4 separate regions of the Homo sapiens genome follow, and all the other regions are linked to region 3. A link is a loop called in an ENCODE intact Hi-C map of the cell type or tissue named here. Cell type or tissue: heart right ventricle. All regions are shown on one strand. Each heading gives the region's core, and the rest is flanking DNA. Links, peaks and the distances in the headings are about the cores only.

Region 1 (6,003 bases), core at 403-5,402, 71 kb after region 3:
TCTCCGTGTTGAGAAGAACAAGTTACAAGGAGCTTTTAACTCTTGTTCAAGAGGCCATCAATGTAATCATAGTTAGAAGTGAGTTTTCAGACTCATAGGTACACATGCAGTGAAGAGTTTCACATGTTACATTTAGAATAAATACCCTTACATATTTATGAGCTATGTTGTTTTTCTTCTGTTTCGTTAGGGAGAGAGTTCACCGAGACATCATCTAATATAAGCATTACCTCACACATTATCTACACTAAATTTTAATTATTTATACGGCATGCCAGTTCTTGGTATTCTTTGGCAATGAATGAAAATGTGTATGTGGTTAGTATTGGCATATAGGTCTAAGGTAAATATTTAGCCCTGTTGGTAATAAACAAAGTGGGTCCATCTCTTGAAGCTATTTATTCCAGAGAAGTACCTTCAGTTTAAGAGTTCTGTTCAAAACCTGCCCTCTGTGCTAAATTTGGGAGAAAAAAATCTGAAAAGCATGGAATGAAAGAGATCCAGGAATCCTTTTTCAGAATACAATAAGATTTCTGTTCTGGTTGGTGAAGACTGGTCTAGGCAAGGAAGGTCCCCGTTTGCATTGGCACACAGCAGCGCTGCGCTGCCCGGGCAGGCTCAGCCTCAGGTGCCTGCAGCTTTATCTTTGCAAACTTGACCATCAAAGTCCCAGGGGCTTTGGGGCCATGGACAACACCACACCCATGCGACAGCCACTTTACCTACCTGCTGGCCTGGCTTCTGGGTTAGAATTTCTGAATTTCTGCCCCGCCCTTTCTCCTGGAGGTACGCTGCCAAGTGAATCACGCCTGGCAGCTTTCAGACGGCGTGTACCTATGCCTTCCCACATCAGCAGGGATCGAGGATGCCTTTGCTGTGAACTCACACTCGGTAGTTTTTTCTCTGCCTGGAAGAAGGTCTGTGCATAAAATCTGCTCTAAGTCACAGCAGACGCCTACTCCTGGGGCCAGCAGAGGAGAGCACCCACTGGGTACGGACAGGCGCAGGCAGCACTCCGTTATTTGGGAGTGGATTATCTACCTGGATATTTCAACAGTGGATTTTCAATCCCACTCCTCTCTGCCCCTCACTAGGTTGTTGGGATTTTAATTCTTGTGTTCGATGGACAATCAGAGACCACACACACAGTCACTGCAGTATGAAGTTGCAAAGATTGCATGTTCCCTGGACTAGGTTAGACCAAGTTTTGGACGCTAACCTCTGTCGATAAGGCTAATTTGGAATTAGCATGCACACATTTTTAGGTTTGAGCACGATTTTTAGAGTCTCCTGAGTGTGAAATTTTAGGAGCCAGCTCTACCCTGCTCTCCTATACCAGTGCATGAAGACAGTTGATTTTTCTAGTCTTTTTACGCTTAATCTGGAGTGTTTGCAAGAAGATGGGTTCTTCCTGGGCTCCAGAGTGCTATGATGCTGTCTTGTGCCTTTGCCCTGCCCTAAGCTTCCAGTCGGGTGTGCGGGTCTCCAGTGCTGCAGATTTGGTTTGCTCTGAATGGCACTGTGTTTGGGAGAAACTTGATTTGCTTTGGACCAAGGGTGCCCGGGCTCCAGGCCATGTTTCGTGGGGGCGGTCTTGTGAGGAATGCTCATCCCACATGCCCTGCAGGGTCCTCATTTAAAAAATGGGTAGAACCTACTGTTCCTGCCTCCTGGGGTTGCCGTTAGGATGAAAGGAGATTAACCCACGGGAAGAGGTGAGGATAGTGCCCGGCTCCCGGCAGGAAGTACCCAGCATCCATGGTCCATGTTCTTAACCTGCATTTTATCATCTTCCCCTAGTGGGGGAAGATGCTGGTGTATTTCCATCTCACGATACAGACCTGGGGAACAGCAGGTGTCAACACTGTTATTGTTCAAGGAGATTGCTCTTTATGGAGACACTTGCATGCTTTAGGATTTTCACTGAGTAAGCATGCATATAATGCTGACTCTATATGGCTTCCAGAATTCACCTTAAAAGGGTCTTACTTGATTTAATGTTAAGTTCTAGGTACCATCAATTTCTCTGAAGTAAGATTTCAAAAGGAAAAAATTTAGTAAGCTAATTCATCTCTAATAAGTCAAATTCTTAGCTTTCTTTATTCTATCTCTCTCTTTCTTTTAAAAAATTCAATGAGTAGCTGGCTTAGGCACAATTTAAATGGCTCATCTATGCCGAATCTTGTACCCGAGGTCAACCAATGAGCCAGGGTCACTTGGGATCCAGGCCAAGATCCCCATTCTCTGTTCGTCACTATGAGCCTAAGATAAAAATTCGTGAGTCCTGTCTAAGCAACAAGGCTTGTAGTCCTCCTATGTATCAAAAGTGCTCTTATCATATTACAAACAACTAACATGCTGAGATTATAAACATCCACAAACGCGGACTTCCTCCAGTATTCTATGTGATGTCATCTGGCCCTTCTTTCATATCCGCTTTTATTATGCTCCTGTCCTTTCAAAACAGACTGTGTGCCACAGTACAACAAAAGCCAGGAAACGTCGGCCCTCTGGCAGCGAGACAGAGCTGGAAACAAGGAGAAACTGATAAAGCAGAAACACCTCCAGATGGAGAAGTAAAGAATCAATCCTGACACAGCAACTCAGCCTGGCGTCTTTAAAGCCGGTATCCCCTTACGCACACCTAAGGAAGGCTCCTGCTCTGCTCCTCTCAAAGTGGAGTTGTTACTGAGTTGTTTTCATCAGTGCAGGTGGACATTCCCCAGAAAACGTCCTCTAGCAAACACTTCTGAGAGTCTGCTAAGTGCTAAGATCTAAAAGCCAATAGGCAGGCCCCTTGTCCTTGGGAGAAGACAAGCCAGTGGCAGAAATCAACAGCCCTGAACAGTAAATCCTTAACAACACCTAATCAGCCACAAACTATGTACACCCAACCTAAGGCTCGTGAGTGAGTCCCACAGCCACCCTTAGTCACTGCTCCATAGGGGCTGGACGGCCAGCAGCTGGGATTTCTGGCTATGGGTGGGAACATGACAGAAAGCAGGGAACACAGAGCTTTGTGCAGGGCGGTGTTGGTCTGACACTCTACTGGGGAGAAGCCCGTCGTCCCGATGACGCCACGCGCTTGGATGTGTTTTAAAATGGGGTTCTGATGCGAAGGCAGCGCTGGCCACCGACCTGCTCAGTGAACACCGGAAGTGGCGGGCGGGCTTCTTTCCCTTCTCTGTCGTGATTCAGTGCTTCCTGTCACCCCCAGCACACCCCTCCCCACCCCTGGGGAAGCCACTGCCAGGAACCAGCTCCCTGACATACCATAAACAGTCAAACACTGACGACGCTCCCTGCTGCCAGGTCACTGAAATCTTTTCCCTTAATAGACAATACTCCTCCTCCTGTTGGGAGCAATCCACAGACGCCGGAACACGAGTCAGAAAGGAACAGAGTCCTCTGAAGTCCCCAGAATCGCATGGCTGAAAACGCCCCGAGAGTACCCAAGGGTCACACTCACACATGCAGAGCCTGAAGCAAGCGAGAAGCTGGGGTTTGCTCTCGGGGAACTTAACAGCCAAGGACATAGAGTGAGCTCGAGACCCTAAAGACTCTCTGTCCCTGTGCAGTTCTTTGTGCTTCGTAATGTCTTCATGAGCTACAGGACTGCTCTCCTTTCTTCCGCAGCTGCCCCAAAAGACTGGATCTTTCTGCCCCTGGGCTAGGAGAAGTACCCTTCAGAAGATGCTGCCAAAGGAACTCCCCAAGGTGGGGAGGGGATGAACCTTAAACATTTTCTTTCTACACTTCCACTCTTCTCAAGTCTTCTCATCCTCTTCCTTTATCTCTTTTTGTTCTTTTACATCTTTAGAATGAAGTCTTTGGAAAGGTGGATTTGCTGTATTTGTAGTCAGCTTACATGAGGACCATGGCCATATCTGTGGCTAGAGTAAATTGTCCTTGGCTGGGCGCGGTGGCTCACGAGGTCAGGACGTCAACACCAGCCTGGCCAAGATGGTGAAACCGCATCTCTACTAAAAATACAAAAATTAGCCGGGTGTGGTGGCGTGCACCTATAATCTCAGCTACCAGGGAGGCTGAGGCAGGGAACTGCTTGAACCCAGGAGGCGGAGGCTGCAGTGAGCTGAGATCAGGCACTCCAACCTGGGCAACAGAACAAGACTACATCTGAAAAAAAAAATTGTCCTCTTAGACTGGACTCTGCAGGGGCACCAGGTGCCCATTGGGTGAGAGGTTCTCAGGCTCTGTGAACCAGGAGGCCCATTTATTATCCACTCTACCTGTCACCCACCCTCAAGGATTCAAGCCATTCTGGCAATGTCATAAACCGCCAGGATGAACCTTCTTCCTTCCAATCAGTGTAAACAGTGTTACTGTTCTATACTGGGTTAGTTACAGGATACATTATGAGTTTATACAGCTTCATGGAGTGCCATTGTTCCATTTCTGGAATGCTTCTGAAGTGCCACAGACTGTCATTATTTGGATGGTCCAGGTTAGCAACTCCTCGGCACCGAGCACCTCTATTTTGACTCCTTCTTTGATTTTTTCCTCCCACCAAGTTTACTGAGCATCTATTATGGTCCCAGGTATTGTGCTAAGACTGAGGATACCAGGTTCAAAGATCAGATTTCCAGAACTGGAAAAGATGAGCAAGATGATTAATTCTGGGAGATCCCAGTCTTTTATTAATGAAGACCTACTTTTGACTCTGTTTTTGTTTTTTTTCCCCTATATCTGAGGCTTGTAGAGAAAGGGGCTGTGCTGCTGGAGGCTGAGGCTGACATGCACTCCCTCTGGCTCAGTCCTCACAATTGGGTCGGAGGCAGTAAACTCGTTTGAGACTGACCGGCCAGGCTTCCAAGGTCAGGGAAGCCCCTGCTCCCACGACATTCTTCCCACGAAAACTGGGTGCTACAGAGATTTTAGGGAACTTCCCTAAGATGAAGCCCCAAATATGCAAGCACCAGTGATTCCCTCCATCCAGGAATCTCATCACGATGCTATTGTGATAACATGCTGCCCCTCCCACACCTACTGTCCATCAGAATTCAGTCCTCTTTTCTCTAAACGAAGGCTTTCTGCACAAAAGGTAAAAGAAATCCAACTGTTTGGCCCATTTAAAATCAAGTCACTGAAGTTTCTCTGAGCTCAATCACACTCTTCATCTCTGAGGTTCATCTCTGTTCTTACCACATGATAACGTGAAAAAATAGTTTCTTAAAGAGCTGGCCCCATCATCTCCAGAAATGATGTTAGGGAAGGTCCGTGGAAGGCACAGGCCTGCAGTACTGAAGGCAGAGGCATAACTGCCAACCACAAGTCACTGATTACAATCCAAGAGCACCATTTTCTTCCTTTTATGGGGCATACGACTCTTCCAAACATTGTCCTGCAGATACTTAAGAAAACAAAACAAAGCCCCAAACAAAAACCCGAGCTCCTTACTCCACAAGCGTTGTGACCTCCCGGCTCAGGGCAGCAGCCAGTCGTTCTTGGCTGTGGGAGAGAACCTGGGAGGGCGGCGAAGAGCAGCCAGACATTTTTTCAGCTTGCGTCTTCAGGGGACAGAAACAAGGCATTCTTTCCTTCTGCAAATCCAGGCTAGCAGCTCAGGAAAACAATCACTCCTTTTCCCAGCTGCAGAGATGGCTGGATTGCCTTGGCTGCCTTGCACGTTTCTCCCCTAATCTTCCAGATAAACCATCCCTGGGGTCCCAGGTTTAGCTTCTCGGCAGAGGCCCGTTGTTTTCAGTGAGTGCTAACTGGGAAGGCCCAGGCCAGCTCCCTCCTGCTCTAGTAGAATTATCTGGGTTTAACGGGCTCCCTAGAGCCTCAGTGCTCTTCAGGGGGAGCATTTTACCCCCACCCCCCCCCACACACAACATTTTCTGTGTCTTTTCTCCTAGTTTTAATAGTTGGCCACATGGCTCAGTAACTGTGCCTCTCTCCTCTCTCTCTCTTTCTCTCTCTCTCTCCCTCACTGTTTTCCATTGCATTTTTGCTCTTTTTTGCCAGCTAATGGTAGAAGCT
Region 2 (6,003 bases), core at 276-5,275, 160 kb after region 3:
GGGAGTTTGAGTTTCATTGAGAGAACGAAATGTCTCTCAAGTCTACATATTTGCCTGGAGCTGACACTTGGTTTGGGAGGGGCTCCGTGGGACCCGGATGCTGGGGACGCACTGGCCTTGCCCCACTGTGCTAGTGCGTCAGGCCAGTGACTCACAAGCACGGGAAGGCTCGCCCCAGGTCATGCCTCCCAACAGTGTTTCCACCCATGGGTCCCAGCAGACACACACGAAGCCCACCAACTCATTTCACACACAGCCATCCAAGGAACCACTGACCCATGGCAACTAATCATACTCACATCTGCTTGCAGCTGGACAAAGACCAATGACCTGGAGGTGAAGTGCCGGTCTTCATGGTCATTCCCTCCAGGCCATCCTATTCCCCAAGCAGGAACATTTAATGTCCACCCCCGTTTAGTGGGAAAAAGGGAAGAAAAGAAGTGAAACATGAGTCAACAAAATTATATGACAGGGAAAATGAGACCAGAACTTTAGTCACATGTTGTTCCTAAGAGAAGCCAAGAAAACACCCTCATTTCCTCAAGGCGTGTGGTTTCTTGGGAGCCTTTCTGCCCTGCAAACTCAGTCTCTAATTGAGAAGCAGAATAGAGCATGTACCTCACATGTACAAATCTTAGTCATACTACAGCACAGAGAGAGACATGTTACATATTAGAAATTCACTGTTTCTCACATTTTTTGTGCTTTTTTTTTTTTTTGCCAAGAATGTATCAACTCTTGTTGTTTTCAAATTAGGGCAGAAATATTGTGTAACTCTAAACAGTAGTAGGGACTGTTTTGTTTCTATGTCTTCCATTATTAAATGGAACAGAAATATTATTTTATTTACCTAAGTTGTCCTTTCAGGGGAGTTAATGATGAATAATTATTTTCACATCTTTGGGATCACATCTATCTTACATTAGTCAAAACAAATGATGATGATAATAAAACAAATGCAGATGAAAGCACAATGATTTTGAGTTCTGTGAGAATAAGGGAGAGAAGTTAATTTTACCTTTAAAACCACAATACTAAGTATATTTTTGGAAGTTGAAAAATGTTATGCAAATGTAAGCTTTTAAGAAATCATTATTTGTACTACAACATTTGGCCTATATTTTACTGTTTTTTAAGTAATTTTTAAATGCCATGGACACTTTTTTGGGGAGCTAATTTTATTGAAGTTTATCAACTTACAGAAACATATCAAAGGCGAAGGGTACAGCTCAGTGCATTTTCCCCAAAGTGAACATAGCAGTGAACCCAGACTACGGACCAGAACATTACCAGAAGGCACGAAGTCCCTGGAGTCCTCTTCTAGTCAGTAGCCCTCACGAGTAACCAGGATCCAACGTCATCTTGTTCGGCTTTGACTTTTACAGGAATGGAGTCACCCAGTTTGTCTTCTTTTGTGCCTGCTTCAGCTTGCTGCGGGTGCTGTAGCTGGCCTGCCCTGGTGTGGCCGGGGACTCCCTTCCGTGAATATACCCCATCGTTTCTCAGTCCCTTGAACTGTTTCCAGCTGGGGCGATTGTGGATAGTGCTGCTGTGAACAGGCTTAAGCACGTCCCTTTTTCTCGAATTTTATTGAAATACAACAAAGTGCAAACATCACAAGTGCACAGCTCGATGAGTTTTTACCGACGTATACACCCGTGTAGTCACCGCCCGCAACAAGCAAAGAATGTTTCCTGCACCCCAGAAACCTCCCTTGTCCCTACCTTTGCCACACCCCCGCAGAAGGTCATCACAATTCTGACTTCTTTTCCCCATAGACAGATGCCTCCGTTCTTGAATTTCATATGATGGGATCATACAGAGTGTGCTCTCTCTGGAGAAGTTTTAAGATTCTTTTTTAGGGCATTCTTGGGCCCTGGGGGTCCATGGAGCTGGGGAGAGCCATTTTGCAGAGCCTCACAGCCACCGCGGTTAAAACAAGCGTGACACAAGCAGCACAGCGGCAAACAGGACAGAAGCTAGAAAGTCCATTCTCCACGTGCAGTCTTTGAGGTTTCGCTATCCGAAAAAAGTGTGAGTGCCTGCTGCATCTGTGTGTGGTTATCTTTTATTCACCACACCAGCATTTTGTGTGTGTGAATGAAGTGGAATTTAAAATAATAGAATTGAGGCCGGGTGCGGTGGCTCACACCTGTAATCCCAGCGTTTTGGGAGGCTGAGGCGTGTGGATCACTTGAGGCCAGGAGTTCGAACCAGCCTGGCCAACATGGCGAAATCCCATCTCTACTAAAAATACAAAAAAATTATCCTGGCGTGGTGGCCCGTGCCTGTAGTCCCAGCCACTCGGGAGGCTGAGGCAGGAGAATCGCTTGAATCCAGATGGCAGAGGTTGCGGTGAGCCGACGTCGCGCCAGTGCACTCCAGCCTGCGCCACAGAGCGAGACCCCAGCAGGACGTGATGAAGGTCAATGGGGTTTTGTCCAACTTGCCTCAGTTGGAGCAACGTACCAGTGCGCCCCTGCCGTGTGGCCGTGGGGCTTATCCCTGGGAGTGGAATTTGGGGGAAGGAGCCGGGGCCAGGGGCCAGGGCCCAGCTACAGCGGAGGCGGCTGAGCGCCTTCCAGAGGGTTGGGAATGTCCCGCTCGCAATCCCGCCGGGAGCGTGTGGGGCCCGCGCTTGCTGCGTACTCTTAATTCTGCCCAAGTAGCCCTAAGATACAGTCTCTTGCCTCCATACGCTTATTTAGTTGGGTAGGGAATTATTTAAAAGACTCCCCGAGGAAGTGCTGCAACCAGGAAGAGCCCTCGACGGCAGTATCACCAGGAAAGTATTTTGACATTTTTGCACAGCATAGGGAATGCGAGAAAGAATTTGAAAGATAAGCTGTTTAGACTTGGCAGATCTCCACATGTCCCTATTTGGTGGGATGTGAAACACATAAAAATTGTGAAAGCTGCGATGTTAAAGGTCTATCTTCCATCAAAAGCAGGAAAAAAAATCAGAAAATTGAGGACCTCATCCTGTTTAACTCATTCCAAATATGCCTTCATCAGAAGACATGTCCCAGTTAAACTGTATAACACTGCACCCTTCTCCCCTCCCTCCCTCCCTCCCTCTCTCTCTGCCACACACACACACACACACACACACACACACACACACACACACACGAGTAGCATAGCAGCTGGTATTCTTCGGTTCAGTTAAAAAGGCATTCTGTAAACAGAATGAGTGAGCTTTCCTCTTTTTGCATCCTCTGGAATGGAATTCACTGTAATCTTGAGAAGAGCGCCCTCTTGGTCTGTAGATGCGAGAAAACCAGAAATAGGCTTTATTTCTTATTAAAACCATTGACTTCTCTTCCTCCCCTTTCTTCTTTGGCACTCGTACTGTGTATTGTAAAATCTTTGTGTATTTTAAGAACTTAATATACTTTATAACGTGAATACTGATGGTGGATCTCTGAATATCTTAATTGGAGCATGAAAGAAAAGTTTCACAGTATTAATTATTTTAACATATCCTGAAAAGTTTAAGAGACTTTTAGAGAATATAAAAGATATTTGGTTTAGGGATTACTTTGTAGTACCTTTTGCATTCCTTTCATATTGTATTTTTTGTTTTCGTTTAAAGCTGATCTCTGCTATTGAAGTTATGTGTGCGTGTGTGTGTCTGACAGAGTCCACTGGGGACTATTATTATTATTTTCTTTTCTGTTTCAAACACAGTTAAGTCAGTTTGGCTTCCATTTGGAGACAACTTATTATACTCTGTAGGCCACATGGTCTATGGGGAAGAGGCTAAAAGGACTTTCAAAACTGACTTGGTTTTCATTAAGTTTGTCTACAGTTTTAGGAGTATAAATAATAAATTCACCCCCAACCCCAAGAGCTTTCTAGGGTCCTCTTTTTCCACATTGGTCTGGGGTACCTGTGTTGCTGTTGTCCATGGCTGGTCTGCTTTTATAAGAGAGACCGAGACCCCCGCCTTTCTTTCCTTTGAGAACTCCCAGCCATATTCCCCGTCTTCCAAGTGGAGACTGCCTTCGTGACCCACTTTCATCCTCATGACCACTCGGGTTAAGTGTGTGCCTCACAGGAGCACAACACAGGCATTGCTCCAGGAACTTGGAACTCATTGACCCTAGAACACCAATGAGGGGAAAACCAGGAAGAGGATGAGTACCGCACAGAATGTACCAGTTCTTCCCATTCTAGAATCTGAAACAGATGGTATGGGAGCTTATCTGTAGGGTCATCCAGACACCGGGAGAATGCAGAGCCCTCATAAAGGCCCTCAGATATGCAGCCAGCAGGGAGCCGGTGGAGTCCACCAGTCTGCATATAGCTTTAGATTTTTCTGGGAGTCCAGATGCAAGGTGTATTTCCTCAGGAAATGATGAAATGGTGACATAGCTTTTCACATGTCAGGTCACCAATGAAATTGTGAACCTGGGTAACCTGCATTATTTATGTACCCCTTTTAAACACAGTAATTTACAACAGTGAATTAAGACTTGCATTACCTGACTTTTATTTTAATTCACCATTTGAAGCTTATACATTACACCTGAGTGAAGGGGGTACTCAGGTCATCCTTTGTATTTTTTTTTTCTTTTTAGCAGTGAACCATTGAACTGCAGCTAAAATACCTTCATATGCCAGGGTGAAACCCAGCACGGGCCCTTATATGACAGAAAGGACCAGAATAGTGATATTTTAAAATAGATTTTATTTAACAAAGTAAACATACATCTTAGGATATTTGTTTGTCATTCTTGTCATTCTAAAGGCTAGCTTTTTTGTTTTTTTTTTTTAACAAAACCATTTACATAAAATGCTAGGCCACCCAGAATGTGACACAAAAATCATGATCTTAGACATCTTTTGTTCTGAAAAGCTAACCCTAATTTAGATATTTTTGGAATGATCAATTTTTTAGAATTGATAATCAAATTCCCTACACACATAAAGCCATGCATGTTTTTGGTCCAGGATTAAAAAAAATTACTTGCTTATGAAAAAGCGTAAGGTGGTGGGGGAAGGCCGGGGTCGGGGGTCAGTCCTGTCTCATCTCTGATTTTCCCCAGTGTTCCTTAGTACCTGAAGTGGTCCCCAGGGTAAAACTACCCACCCGCCTGTCACCGGCACCGGCTGGGGGTGTTTCTGTACCAAAAGCACAAGAAGCGTCTTGACCCGAGGGTCCACAGTCACAGCCTTGCAGCCTCTTATCTGCAGTCCCAGGCAATGGAAGCATTCACGGATGGCTTAAGGGCCCAGTTCCAGGAAATTCATTTTTATAACCTCCCTCAAATTGCAGAAAGATAAAGCTTCTGAGATTTTATCAACCTTTCAGAAAACTCCAGATCACCAAATAGCCATTTTCAGCTTCAATCCCTTAAATCCCTGCTTAATCTGCTCTTTCCCAGAAAGCAGCAATTGACTCACAAGTCGAAAATCCACACTACTTCAGGCTGGTGTTGAGTTTCTGCCAGCTAAGCCCAGATGACTGCTGGACATTTCCTAAATGGACTCTGCAGATACATGAGACTTAGCCTGGTGGGTTTTCCTTTTGGTATCTGTAGGAGGGGGATGAAACACTGCAGAGTTTAAAGAACAGAGATGTGTTTCCAAACTTGGCTCAAACGCAAACAGGTTGTGGGCAGTGGCATAATCCCAGCAAAGAGGCTGCCCCGAAACTCCAGGGACTTGGAGATGACCTGGTGATGGAATAGCTGGTCTGGACGGCTCCAGGTGTCAGGTGCCAGATGCCAGCGCACTCCCCAGAGTCCCCGGCTCTTCCCTGGCTACTCTGTGATCTGGAGCAGTCAGGTAATCATTGCCGAGTTCCCTGTTTGGAGCTTTGTCCCACAGTGCTGTTGTGCACGAATGCACTGTGGTTGAGGTGCGCGGTGCCACTGGATTTCCATCTACAGTTGTTACTTAAGGTTGCTTAGATGGGTAACACCAGTAACAGCACCAAGAATACAACCATAATTGGGTACTGATTTCATCAATTCTAAGATGTGCATTTATTGATGT
Region 3 (6,003 bases), core at 321-5,320:
TTACATACAATAAAATTCACTTTTTTTGGTGTGTTATTTGGTGTGTCATTAACAGACACAACAAATAACAGAGTTGTGTAACCACCACTATCAGCAAGAGACAGCAAAGCTCCATATCACCCAACATTCTGGGTGTTGCCCCTTTGTTATCAAATGCTCCCTTCTCCAAACCTCGGTCCAACCCTCATGTTTCTCCCTCCATGTAGTTTGCCTTTTCTAGACACTCACAGAAATAGAACCACGCAGTGTGGAGTCTTGAGCCTGGCTCCTTTCACTTAGCACAATGCATCTGAGATTCCCCCAGAGTGCTGCTGCTACAGAAAGACAGGGGAAAAAGATAATTAACAAAAAAAATTCTACCATACAGAAACTAAAGAGAAACACGGCTCCAAAGTTCTTACCTAGAGTATGGATTCATTTTATTTTGGATAAAAGAATATTTCCTTCTCATACATTATGATACAAAAACAACCTTTGTCTTGCTTAATACGCAAACACAAGCCTCATTCCCTAGCAAGAGTCTTACAGATTATAGACAGTGATAGCCATTTGAAATTAGACCAATATAATATCACTTTTCACATTTACATCTCTGCTTTTTGCCATTGGTAACTGATTATTTTCCCAAAGGCTTCATAAGATGTTGGACTTGGAAGGGACCTCAGAGAGCATCTGGGGCATCTGAGAGAGATCGGGGGGGTCGGCAGCGTGAGAGTCACCTGGGGGCTCATTAGCAATCAGGCAGGGCACTTGGGCCCTCTCCTGTCCTGGATTTTAACAGGGTTCCGGGTGATCGTTCTGAAGTGGTCCCTGTCCCAGGACTGGCCTGGGCTGGCCGCCAAAGTACCAACAACGGGGAGTCTCAGACCTTGTGAATTTTCTGGTCTAGCAGTTTGGGAGTCAAGGGAAGGAGCCTGGGAAGAATTTATATATGTATTTTTCTTTTTCCTTGTTTTTTTCTTTTTAATTTTTTCATGTGAGATGGGTCATGTGCTGACATCTTAACAAGGTTTGAGAGAGGCATGTCTCACACGAGTGTGAACGCCCCAGCATCATGCTGATGACCCACAAAAGGACAGGGAATTTATATATATGGAATACATATCTTTTGAGTCAGGGTTTTGCTGTTGCCCGGCTGGACTGCAGTGGCACAGTCATAGCTCACTGCAGCCTCAAACTCCCGGGCTCAAGTCATCCTCCTGCCTCAGCCTCCCAAAGTGCTGGGGTTACAGGCATGAGCCACTGCCCAGTCAGGAGTTGATGTTTTCAGCAAGGCCCCCAAGCACTTAAGATTCACAGGCAGGTTTGGGAGCCATGGAGTGTGTCTAATTCTCACGTAGACAGGTGAGGGGGCAGCCCAGAGAGATGAGCCTCTCACCCACAGCACCTGGACCCAGTGGTGCTCTGCATGCAGCAATACCGTTCCCCAAGCCCTGAGGGTCCCACATGCTGAGGGTCCCACATCACAGTCCCGGCTGCTCACCACCGCCAAGCACTGCTGGCTCATGTCTCATTTGTGAAGCAAAGGTAAGGGGGCCTCTGAGAGACCTGTCTGCCTTGCCCCCAAGCCACTGTGTCAGCTCTGCAGGCTCTGCGAGCCACCCCGCCATAGCCTTTGCGTTTTTTTGTCCCCCACTGCCCTGGCACACCCCTTCCCACGCTGGCACAGTGCACTGCACTCTCCAGTCTAACTGAGTGCCTAGCGGTTGGGCCAGTTTCTCTGGAACCTCAGGGCCATGGCACACGCAGCCCTCGCTGCCTGAGGCTCTCAGGGTCACTAGAGGATGTGACTCAAGCATGGGCTCTCTGGGGGCATCTTCCCCTCCTCACAACTGGAGGAGGCGGCCGGGGCTTCTTCCCCATGGCACACTGCAGGGCACTGCCATACTACATCTCTGTACCCACATTTCACGTGAGACCGCGAGGCCCTTGGAGGTAGGGACCATGCCTCATTCACACTCTGTCCCCGGCATCTCTTGCAGGATTTGACACACAGAACACACTCCATGTGCTGTCTGTTAAACACATGCGTTATGGCACTGCTATTTACCCCCTCTGCCTGGCTCCGAAATTCATGTTCTTCCCACATGGAATCTTCTATTTTTAGACCACGTTTCTGACCATTATAATGACTTCCCAATTTCTGATGCCGAGCAGCAGTGGGTCATGCTGTGGAGGACTTCACCCTCTCCTTTAGTCCCCTCCACCCTCCATTCAATTCCTTCAGTCACCTTCATCTACCGGAAAACATCATCCGCAATCTCAACTCTTCTCCAAGCCCTGTGCCCGCCCAGTGGAATTTCTGATTGTTCGTTCCACCAGATGATCTGGTTTTATCACCTGCATTATCAGGGAGAATGTTTCCCAGGCCTCTCAAGTGGAGTCATAAAAAAGGAGACCACCAGACTTGTGGAAAGGAGGGCTGGGCCAGTGAGGCCCGCGCTCAGCATCTGATGAGATACATCAGACCATCTGCTGGGATCGCGCTAGAAAATGAGGCAAGGGCTCTGGAATGCCAGGACTCCCTCCTCCAAATTTAGTTCTGGTAACATTTGAACCAAGTGTTTTGAGGACAACTGTCGGTGATAAGCCAGACCTGCGTAAGCAATTCAGGGCAACTACTGTGACTCAGGGGCGTAAAGGTTATGGAGGGAAGGGGTGAGTTTGTCAATGTAGGTCTGTGAGAAAGCTATAAAAGGAAGATGTTTAATGCTTACTGAATGTCTCTGTTTTAAAATCAGATTTCAACCTTGGGTCCAAAAAAGACACGTTTTTGTTTGGTCTTTTTACTGTTTCTATGCCAGGGTATGAGGTCAGCAGATTCGGAGTGACGTGCAGTTCTGGTGGTGAACACGAGGTGGCAGGCAGTAGCATCCACCGGCCCTTGGCTGGAGGCACAGATTTGCAAGCGGCAGTGATGTCAAAGATTTTGAGATTGTTTTGGGTTACAATGACTCATCTCAGTGGGAGAGAGGGCAGCTCCCTCATTTGTCACGGGGAGCTCACCTCCCATGGGGAAAGTCCTGACTGCAGAGTTCCAAAGATGTCGAAAGAGCACATCGAATTCCATTTTCCTTTCTACAGGGTGGTGGAACAAACTCAATCACTGATTGGTTGGACAATTCCCTTCCCTTTGACTTGCTTAAAGGAAAGTGTTCCAAATTTGTGTATTGGCGGACCTGTTAGGCCCAGCCCATTGCAGAGGGTCCACAAGAGAGTGTTTCAGGTTATTAGCTTTGACCCCTGGTTGGGACTAAGCTAGAACAGCAGCTGACATTTTTACTCTAGACTGTTCACTGTTCGGAGCACTTTCCAACAGTCAGCCTATGTAGTCCTCACAAACCTCTACGAGGTAGGTACTGTCATTGTACCCATTTTATGGTGAGGAAACTGAGGCACAGAGAGGTTTGGGCCATTTGGCTGGTATATGAAAGAGAAGAGTCATATGGGGCTTTTCAAAAGAGTTCCATAGGGCATTGTCATCCACACAGACTTCCCTTGAGGAACAGACATGACCTTGGACTCTGAATACATCTTTTCCACTGATCTTCCTGAAGCGATAATTAAGCCAAAAGCAGATGGACAAATTGTCTACAAAAATAAACAATGTATGCCTGGGGTTCATGGAAATCCGTACAAAACCAAGCCAGCCACAGTCCTGCAGAGGTGATTTAAGAACATGGCTTCTCTGCTTTAACCCTACCCTGCTCAAATGTAGCCATTTCACGGCTCATTAATCCCCCTCCCTGCTAAAGAGTGATGGGTAGAAAAAGAAGGTGAAACCCAAACAAGCCATTTCTGTTACTTTTTAGCAATGCTGGTCAAAAGGTATGCAGAGGAGGCCCCTGGAGCTGCAGGCTAATACTCTGAAGTAGTAACACACTCCAGGGAAATATTTAGACATAACCTATGCTTTCTCTACCTTCTCTGAACAGATTCGTTGTTGAAAACAGGCTGCATTAGGAAGATTTTCTAAACAGCTGTGGAGTTCTGCATGCTAAAAAGGTTGGCTGTTTAAGCATATTCTGAAGCAGGGTTTAGCTGGACCTTGGAGAAGACGAGCTTTGTGTTCCAGGGGAGTTGTGGGGAATCAGGAGGCCGCTTCGCAGAGGCCCAGGTTCCTTGGGAGAAGGCTGTCGTGGCTGAGAAGACCTGTAGGGAGGCCTGGGTGCTGACCACAGATAGGAGCTGAGATGGGACGTGGGAGACGGTGGTAGAAGTCCCTGCAGTAACCCCACAGGCCGTGAGTGAGGGCTTAAGAGCATCGAGAAGAAGGCAGCTGAGAGGAGAAAAGGGCAGAATGGTGGCCATTTGGTTTGTGAACAAACCGAAGTGATTTAACACTGATCAGTTAAACACAGATTCACGTGATTTGGAGCCCCGTGCAGTCAAGAAGGAAGAGTACCAGATTTGAAGTGCTACCGGGGTTGAATCCCAGCTCTGCCAGTTCTATGACCACAGGCAAGTCACTGCCCTTCCCTGAGCCTCAGTTTCTTTATTTGGGAAATGGAAATATTCACTGATACCACCTAGCTGGGTTCTGATGATCTTTCCACCAGATGGAAGAAAGATGTCACTGTTTTGATTTCTGAACAAACCAAGCTGATATAACAGTAACATCAGTAACATATTTTGTCGTGAAGAAAACAAAAGGGTATGAAAGTGGCTTCGAATTTGACGCCAAGAAGAAAAGGAAAGCTACGGGAGAAAAAGAACAGGTGCTGGGGGTCATGTACGAATGGGAAGGTTTTAGGAAGGTGCCAGATGACAGCACCAGTGGCAGAAGCCCATACATCAGATGGTGAACTTGGAGTCCATGTCACTGAACCCCAAGGGGCTGTCCAAGAACAGAATGAGTCTCACAGTGATCAGAATTATGTTTGTTTACAGCCAGAAGCTACCCTCAGGATGTTAGCAGCAACTTAAGGTATCTAAACATACATTTGACCGTGAACATGTGGAATTATGAGCTTGGCAACAACGCCTAGAGAACAACCTGGGCTAACTTTGAGTGTGATAACTGCAAGCCCTGCGAGGGGACAGGGGACGTGGCCCACGAGTGGCTGAGCAGCCTGGCTTCTTGCTCACGGATGTCTCACGCTCCCTGTTGCCTTGAAGCTTGGTGTGAGGAAGGTTAAATGGCGGACAGTAAAAGCCAGATCCCAATTCAGTCTTCCTCATCTCTGTCTTTAAAGGTATCTAATATTTTGGAAATCACCTCGCTAGGAACTTGTACAAAGCTACTGTCCACAGTAACACCGAGTGTCTGATGCTGGTCCTGGAACCACTGGCTACCAGGGCCACCTGATGGCCCTAGCATTGGCTCTGGGGCGGGCGGGACGTGTGGGCCGGGTTTCACCACGCCGGGGTTATTGTCTGTCGTCTCTCCAGTTAACAAAGGGCTGGTGCTATCTGGACATCCTGCACTCCCCCAAGACTCCCCGGTTTGGAATGATTATTTGGGCGAATGCTGAACACACATCCGCAATTAAAAAAAGAACAACAAACCACAAGAAACTGATCTTTCTTTAGTCTGGTGGAAAGATAATGCATGGCTCATTTGTCCAGACATGAAGCCCGGGTCCTGGGTGAGAGGAAACCAAGTGACATTAAAGTCCATTCCAGAGAAGTGACTCAGCTGGCGCCCTGTTCTCATGACATGGGCGAAAACAGCCTCCAGAACACTGGTTCTTCCCAACAGCACTTGTTAAAAGAGAAATCAATAGCAGTTTTCATCCACGAAATAGAAGGCAACAACTGAGTGCAGCCGTGCTGCTCCCGATACGCTTCCTGCGCATTTGGTGTTCACAAAGGTGTAGCGGCAGCAGCGCAGACACCAAAGATGCACGCGGTTCATTAGGAACAAGGAGCATTACTGGGAGAGGGAAACTAGAGACCCGGGGTGGGTCTGCGCTGATCACGGTACATTCTTGCTTTCTTTGCGGTTGGAATATCCATATTGCGATTTACCCGTCACAGCCTGGGTGGTCAGCTTCGTAATAT
Region 4 (6,003 bases), core at 679-5,678, 97 kb after region 3:
AATCAATCGTACTGAACGTCTCATATAGAACAAATAAAGTGGCTCTCAAATAGTGAACGTCTGCAGGTTGCTTTCTTACCATGAATAATCCTAGATGACATATTTAAAGTAAAGTTGGGTCAGATATTTGGACAACCCAAACCATACCCGCGCGCACACACACACTGATCAGACTTCACGGTTCCTTGCTTGTCCTTGCTCTGACCCAGACACGAGTCCATGGTGTTCTAGAACTCGTGAGTGAATTATTCCTAGCAGCATCAGACATGTTCATTTAATGAACGAATGTCACATACATGAGACCCTGGGACATAGTTTTCAGTATTCCCGTTTACAGATGAAGACAAGCATTCTCAGAAAGGAAAAGTGACTTTTCCCAGTCGCTGGGCTCAAGCCCACAGGCTCCACTTCTTTTTAACAGACCACACCTATCCTCCTGTTGGCGCATGGGGACTTCCATGAAAAACAGCAGCACAAACACGGGGCGGTGAGAGAAGACCCAGCGTAAGGAAGCTGGCATTGGTCCAGGGAAAATGGAATCCCCTGTCTCTCTGTAGTGCCCACTGGGTTTCCTGTACGTCTAAGATAATTTTGGGAAGGTCTCTTTTGCCCATAGCGTTTCAGTAAGTCTTTCTCTAAATTAGGACTAGCAGAATTTTCCAACAGCCAAACATAAAGCCGTGTTTGCCCCTCCTTTTCCCCTTTACATAGCTGCAGCAGCATTTACCCCAGTGGCCCGGAGTTTCAAGCCAGACTTGGAGAGGGCCGGTTGGGGGTTGTGTCTGCAGGACTCTTGGTTCTGCAGGTGAAATTGTCCCTTTGCCCATTCTCATGTATTTCTTGGTCATCCTTTAAGGGCCTCTCCTGAGTGCAGTCATCTTAGCCTTTACTTTTCAGAGTTCATGAGGCTACTCAGTCACCCTCCCGCCTCTGTCCAGCCTCTCTGCAGAAGGGACCCTAAAGAAACAGGTCTGTTTGATGCTCCCCAGAGGCAGGTATAGTCTTTTTCTGCCTTGGCTGCTCCCATGAAGAAAGAAACCAGGAGCGTCCTCCGGCTAAGTGTGTGTGTGTGTACACGCATGAGCATGTGTGTTTATGTGTGTGTACATGTGTTTCTGTGTGTGTGTGGGTGCAAGTGTGTGTCTCTGTGTATTTGCATCTATGTGTATGTGCGTGTGTGTGTGCATCTGTGTGTATGTGTGAGTGTGGTGCAAGTGTGTCTATATGTACATGTGTGTGTCTGTGTGTGTGGGGTGCACGTGTGTGTCTATGTGTGCATCTCTGTGTCTATGTGCATGTGTGTGTGCATCTGTGTGTCTGTATGTGTGTGTGGGGTGCAAGTGTGTCTATATGTGCATGTGTGTGTCTGTATGTGTGTGCTGGGTGCATGTGTGTGTCTACGTGTGCCTGTGTGTCTATGTGCATGCATGTATGTGTGCATCTGTGTGTCTGTGTGTGTGTGAGTACAGGGTGCATATGTATGTGTGTGTTCTCTCTCTCTTTTATCTCTATCATCTATGTCTGTATATTCCATGTAGATTGATAACATATTTTCTACATATAATATACATATCTATGTTTTACATGTACCACAATTTCTGTATTTTGACGTGTATATATATTCTGTGGCTGGGGCTTATTCACCTAGCCAGTGGTTAAGAGCAGAGGTTTTAGAATCGGCAAGTTCTAGGTTTCACTCCCCACTTTGTTCCTATTGACCTACCAGGTGCCTTCCTGCACATGCCTCAGTTTACCCATCTGTGAACCATCCGTGGCTTAGAGCAGTTTGCAGCACCAGTGGCTCAGCAAACAGGATTTGCTATGTTTCTTCGCAGGGTGTTTTAGCTGCTCCGAGAGGTTCTGGAATGCTGGAAGCATCTTCAGGATGCTCTCTTAGGTTTGGTTCTGGTGATCCCACAAAGAATCTCCCAGGGGACCTCTTCCTTTCACCTAATCTGGAGCCAGTGTCACTGGAAGGCGGGGAGGACAGAGCGGGAAGGAGGGCCGGGCTGGTGGCTCCAGGGCCTGCATCGCTGCGATGCTCCTTCCCGACACAGTTTGCAATGATTGCATCACGGCTGCCAATCGGCATCTCCTTTCTCTCGTGGACAAACCATGGCTTTTGATGCAGTCCAGGGCACGTGTGTCTGACCCTGTGCACCAACAGAAGCCCTTTTCCTGGATCTCACAGGGTCCCATTACTCCACAGTCAGGGATCCAAAAACACTCAACATGTGGAAAAATATTGTTATATAATATTTACCACCAGGTACCAGATAATCAGTCCATGAAATTCAAAAACACACATTCTTCTCTAATTCCCACATGAGAGATCACTGAACTGGGTAAAAGCAACAAAACAGGAATTCTATGGGTGGGGTTGAAACAATCCCTAGGAAAAAATGCAAATCTTTCAGACTGATCCATGATTCCTTTATCATCATATACGGCTAGTTTTATCCAGTGGGAGAAAGCAGATAATTTGGGAAAAAAAAACCCACAGTAAGAATAAATACATTTTAATCTCCTCTTTTATTAATAGTTCCATGACTGTACTCCTCATCCAAAGGATCTGCTTGCATTGCTGCCAACTAACTGCAATCATTTATGTAACAAGCTCTGTTGAGGGCCCACTGTATTTCAGGCCTCGGGCAGATAAAGGTACCCATGAATCATTCCATGAGGGCCGATGCAAGATGCCCTGAACTTGGACTGTGGGAACAGCAATGTCAGCTAAAGAAGACATGTTACTGGGAGAAAAAGTGGATGATGGCAGGGCGTGGTGGCTCATGCCTGTAATCCCAGCACTTTGGGAGGCTGAGGTAGGCGGATCACCTGAGATCAGGAGTTTGAAACCAGCCTGGCCAACATGGTGAAACCCTGTCTCTACTAAAAATACGTAAGTTAGCTGAGAATGGTGACTCGTGCCTGTAATCCCAGCTACTTGGGAGGCTGAGGCAGGAGAATCACTTGAACTCAGGAGGCAGAGGTTGCAGGGAGCCAAGATCACGCCACTGCACTCCAGCCTGGGTGACAGAGTGAGACTCCACCTCTAAAACAAAAACGAAAACAAACAAACAAAAAAAGTGGATGATGGGTGAAGACAAATGTTTCAAGTCTATAGAGCTACAATCATGACTTATAATCCTCGATCCTAAAGAATTTAAAATCCTATCAGTGGAGAAGACACTTTAGCTAGACCCTGAAATGGGCCTCAGTTGCAAAGGACAGAGGCTCCAGCCATGTGCAGGTGTGTGATACCTGCTGCGGGTCACCTGATAGAAAGGGACAGGCCATCCTTATCCCCCCGGGGCTAAGGCCTGGAGTGCAGACAGGGTGTGCAGAGCAGAACTGGCAGGGGCCGGGCAGAGGCGGCTCTGCTCATGCTTCTCATTTCCAGTTATCAATGGCAGGGTGATGACAGGCAACTGTGCAAGGCAACAGCCACTGGCCATCCTGGCTCCAGGCCCCTTTCCCTTGGCCCCTAACTAACACAGAAGCTGAGGCCACTGAGAGGCTGGGACTCTGAATCCCACTGCCATGGCCTGTCCCTTTCTATCAGGTGACCCACGTGTGCAGGAGGCCTAAGTCCTCCACCAGCCACCAGCCACCTGCCACCTGCCCGTCCCTGTGGCCCATGGGGTTTCCTAGGCAGGCGGGAAGGGGGCTCCCATTCTGTGCAGCCCAGGAGGGCACGAGGGTACTGCCTGATGCGTTCCTAGGGGTGAGCGCGTATGGGCAGCACCGGGCTCCTCCACTGTCAGTTTTCTGTCCTTGCAGCGACACTGTGATACAAGCCTGCCCTTCCATCTTGGGCTCAGGAAACAACGGAGCGGCCACTTCCCTCCCCAGCGAAGAAGAGGCCCCATGACAGCTCCACCGGGCCTCCCATGTGGTGCTGCAGAAACTCCACAGGGAAACCTCCCCGTCTTCACAAATGACTCCACCCACGGCCAGGGGACAAAAATCCTTTTACTCAGGCTTCGCTTGGGTCTACCTCTGCTGTATTTTCCACTAAGTGGAAGAGACTTCTGTTCACTTACTCTATGAGAGAAAAGAATGGGAGCAACATTTCCCTCTTGCTGCCCACATCTGCTCATTCGAGACTGGCTGCTTTCAGCCTTCTCCATGCACTTGTCCATCTGACCCATGCACACCAAATGTGACTGGCTGCTGACTCCTGGGAGCATTTTAAAATTCTGAAGCAATTGAGATTTGCAGAAGAGTTGCAGAGATAGTACAGAGAGTCCCTGTATACCCTTCACCCAGACATCATGATGTCATATTGACATTTTATAAAACTATGGCACATTTCTGTGAAAACTAAGAAATCAACATTGGTACAGAAATCAACATTATCACATTGAACTGCAGCCTCCGCTAGAATCTCACCAGTTTTTCCACTAGTGCAGCTTTTCTGTCCCAGGACCCGCCCCAGGATACCAGGCTGCACTTCAAAGGAGCCGGTTTTACAAAAAAGCATGTTGCTTCAAAAGGCAGCTTCATCCAAGGCAACAGAAGACAGTGAAGCAGAGTACTCAGGAGCCAGCCAGGAGCTCAGGAGACAGGGGAGGGGCTGGAACCCAGCACCGAGGTAGGAGCCTGCCGGGTGGACGCGGGGCACCGGGGTGGGAGCCTGCCGGGTGGACACGGGGCACTGGGGTGGGAGCCTGCCGGGTGGACGCGGGGCACCGGGGTGGGAGCCTGCCGGGTGGACACGGGGCACTGGGGTGGGAGCCTGCTGGGTGGACGCGGGGCACCGGGGTGGGAGCCTGCCGGGTGGACACGGGGCACTGGGGTGGGAGCCTGCCGGGTGGACGCGGGGCACCGGGGTGGGAGCCTGCCGGGTGGACACGGGGCACTGGGGTGGGAGCCTGCCGGGTGGACACGGGGCACTGGGGTGGGAGCCTGCCGGGTGGACGCGGGGCACCGGGGTGGGAGCCTGCCGGGTGGACGCGGGGCACCGGGGTGGGAGCCTGCCGGGTGGACGCGGGGCACCGGGGTGGGAGCCTGCCGGGTGGACGCCGGCTGCTCGCACGTCCTTTGAAATTCACTCTCTGGCCACATCAACAGGACTGGAGACACCTGTGAAGTCTCCCTAGAATTAGATGCCGCCTTCTCCTTTCAGGGGTAACCAAAATAAAAATTACCGTCCTCCGGAGCCACCAATGAAATCAAGAGCAGTGAGTCACTTAGGCCGTCACCTGTCCTGACAGGGTCTCATTAACTGAAGGGAGTGGGCACCAGAGGGAAACAGCAAGAGGGGACTATCCAGGAACTCTGCCCTTTTCCTCATCTCAACTGAGAAATGTCACATATTTACTGGATTCCAGAAGCTTCTCGACACCGTGAAGATAAAAAGTCCCATGTGGCATATTGATTTCTAAGCGATATCCTGGTGCAGGCTGGATAGATTCTATTCTGGAGCTTATCTGGAAGGGCTTTCTCATCCCCAGCATCACAGCGGAGACCCCGGCTCACCCTCACAGGTCTTAGCACACCTGCACAGGCCAGCCCTCACTGCTGACCTCTAACTTACTCATGGTATGTTGATCACCTGAGAGATCCATTCCACACAACATTCTCTTCCAGGCTCCAGAGCCAAAGCACGTAAAGTGTCTTGCCCTGAAGTCAGAACCCGGTTAGCAACAGGCTGGATTAGACTTTATGGCCTCTCAAGACTATTGTGTCATTCCTGGTCCCTGATTCACAAGCTCTATCAGCCAAGGCTGGGGGTTGCAGACATTGCCTCCTACCTTCAGCAGTGATCACACAGTAGACACCAGCAGACACAAAGCATGAGGCCAGTTTCAGAGCTTTCTCTAAAACCCTCTAATCAAAGACAAACATTCTTCTTCAGATAAAAAGAATGAGACATTCTCAAACCACTTTCTAGATGGTGATCTCTTCATTATATTATCAACACAGGGTTGAAAAGTTAAATCTCCATGGCACTCAGTTTTTCCCTTGAGTTTCTCTATTATTTAAACTACACATCCATTT

The links. A loop is a pair of places that touch in the nucleus more often than their neighbours do. Peaks named below come from ENCODE experiments on the same cell type or tissue, not always from the same donor. Only the 100,000 strongest peaks of a DNase experiment are listed, where the experiment ranks them.
Region 1: a loop joins it to region 3, with 2.1 times the contacts of the local background. A loop is called at or near these places in 22 of 110 quality-filtered maps.
Region 2: it touches region 3 in a loop (2.8-fold over the local background); 35 of 110 quality-filtered maps call a loop at or near these places.
Region 4: a loop joins it to region 3, with 2.7 times the contacts of the local background. A loop is called at or near these places in 58 of 110 quality-filtered maps.

The regions. Positions count from the first base shown.
Region 1 is chr13:110,338,279-110,344,281 of GRCh38, reverse strand. All of the region lies in intron 3 of COL4A2 (collagen type IV alpha 2 chain), which reads right to left. MIR8073 (microRNA 8073) reads right to left here and starts at 3,324; the gene lies at 3,253-3,324. RefSeq lists enhancers at 181-1,129, 1,130-2,079, 5,623-6,003 and a silencer at 3,151-3,220. In heart right ventricle, for the core only: no CTCF peak of the experiment used is centred there; DNase peaks (open chromatin) are centred at 2,529 and 3,151; H3K4me3 peaks cover 1,596 bases; H3K27ac peaks cover 5,000 bases.
Region 2 is chr13:110,244,920-110,250,922 of GRCh38, reverse strand. The region is part of intron 1 of COL4A1 (collagen type IV alpha 1 chain); the gene reads left to right. It overlaps LOC124903212 (a long non-coding RNA gene), which reads right to left and starts at 481. Exons shown (of 3, transcript XR_007063872.1): 1 at 300-481. In heart right ventricle, for the core only: a CTCF peak has its summit at 3,267; DNase peaks (open chromatin) are centred at 1,602, 2,552, 3,132, 4,062 and 1 weaker place; H3K27ac peaks cover 4,898 bases.
Region 3 is chr13:110,409,279-110,415,281 of GRCh38, reverse strand. All of the region lies in intron 4 of COL4A2 (collagen type IV alpha 2 chain), which reads right to left. LOC124903267 (small nucleolar RNA U13) reads right to left here and starts at 1,077; the gene lies at 976-1,077. RefSeq lists a silencer at 2,786-3,080. In heart right ventricle, for the core only: a CTCF peak has its summit at 2,855 (motif pointing right); DNase peaks (open chromatin) are centred at 2,497 and 2,881; H3K4me3 peaks cover 444 bases; H3K27ac peaks cover 5,000 bases.
Region 4 is chr13:110,312,464-110,318,466 of GRCh38, reverse strand. All of the region lies in intron 3 of COL4A2 (collagen type IV alpha 2 chain), which reads right to left. Among named protein-coding and RNA genes, the nearest start is that of COL4A2, 8.2 kb to the right of the region's middle. In heart right ventricle, for the core only: no CTCF peak of the experiment used is centred there; DNase peaks (open chromatin) are centred at 2,656, 3,406, 3,796 and 5,646; H3K27ac peaks cover 4,634 bases.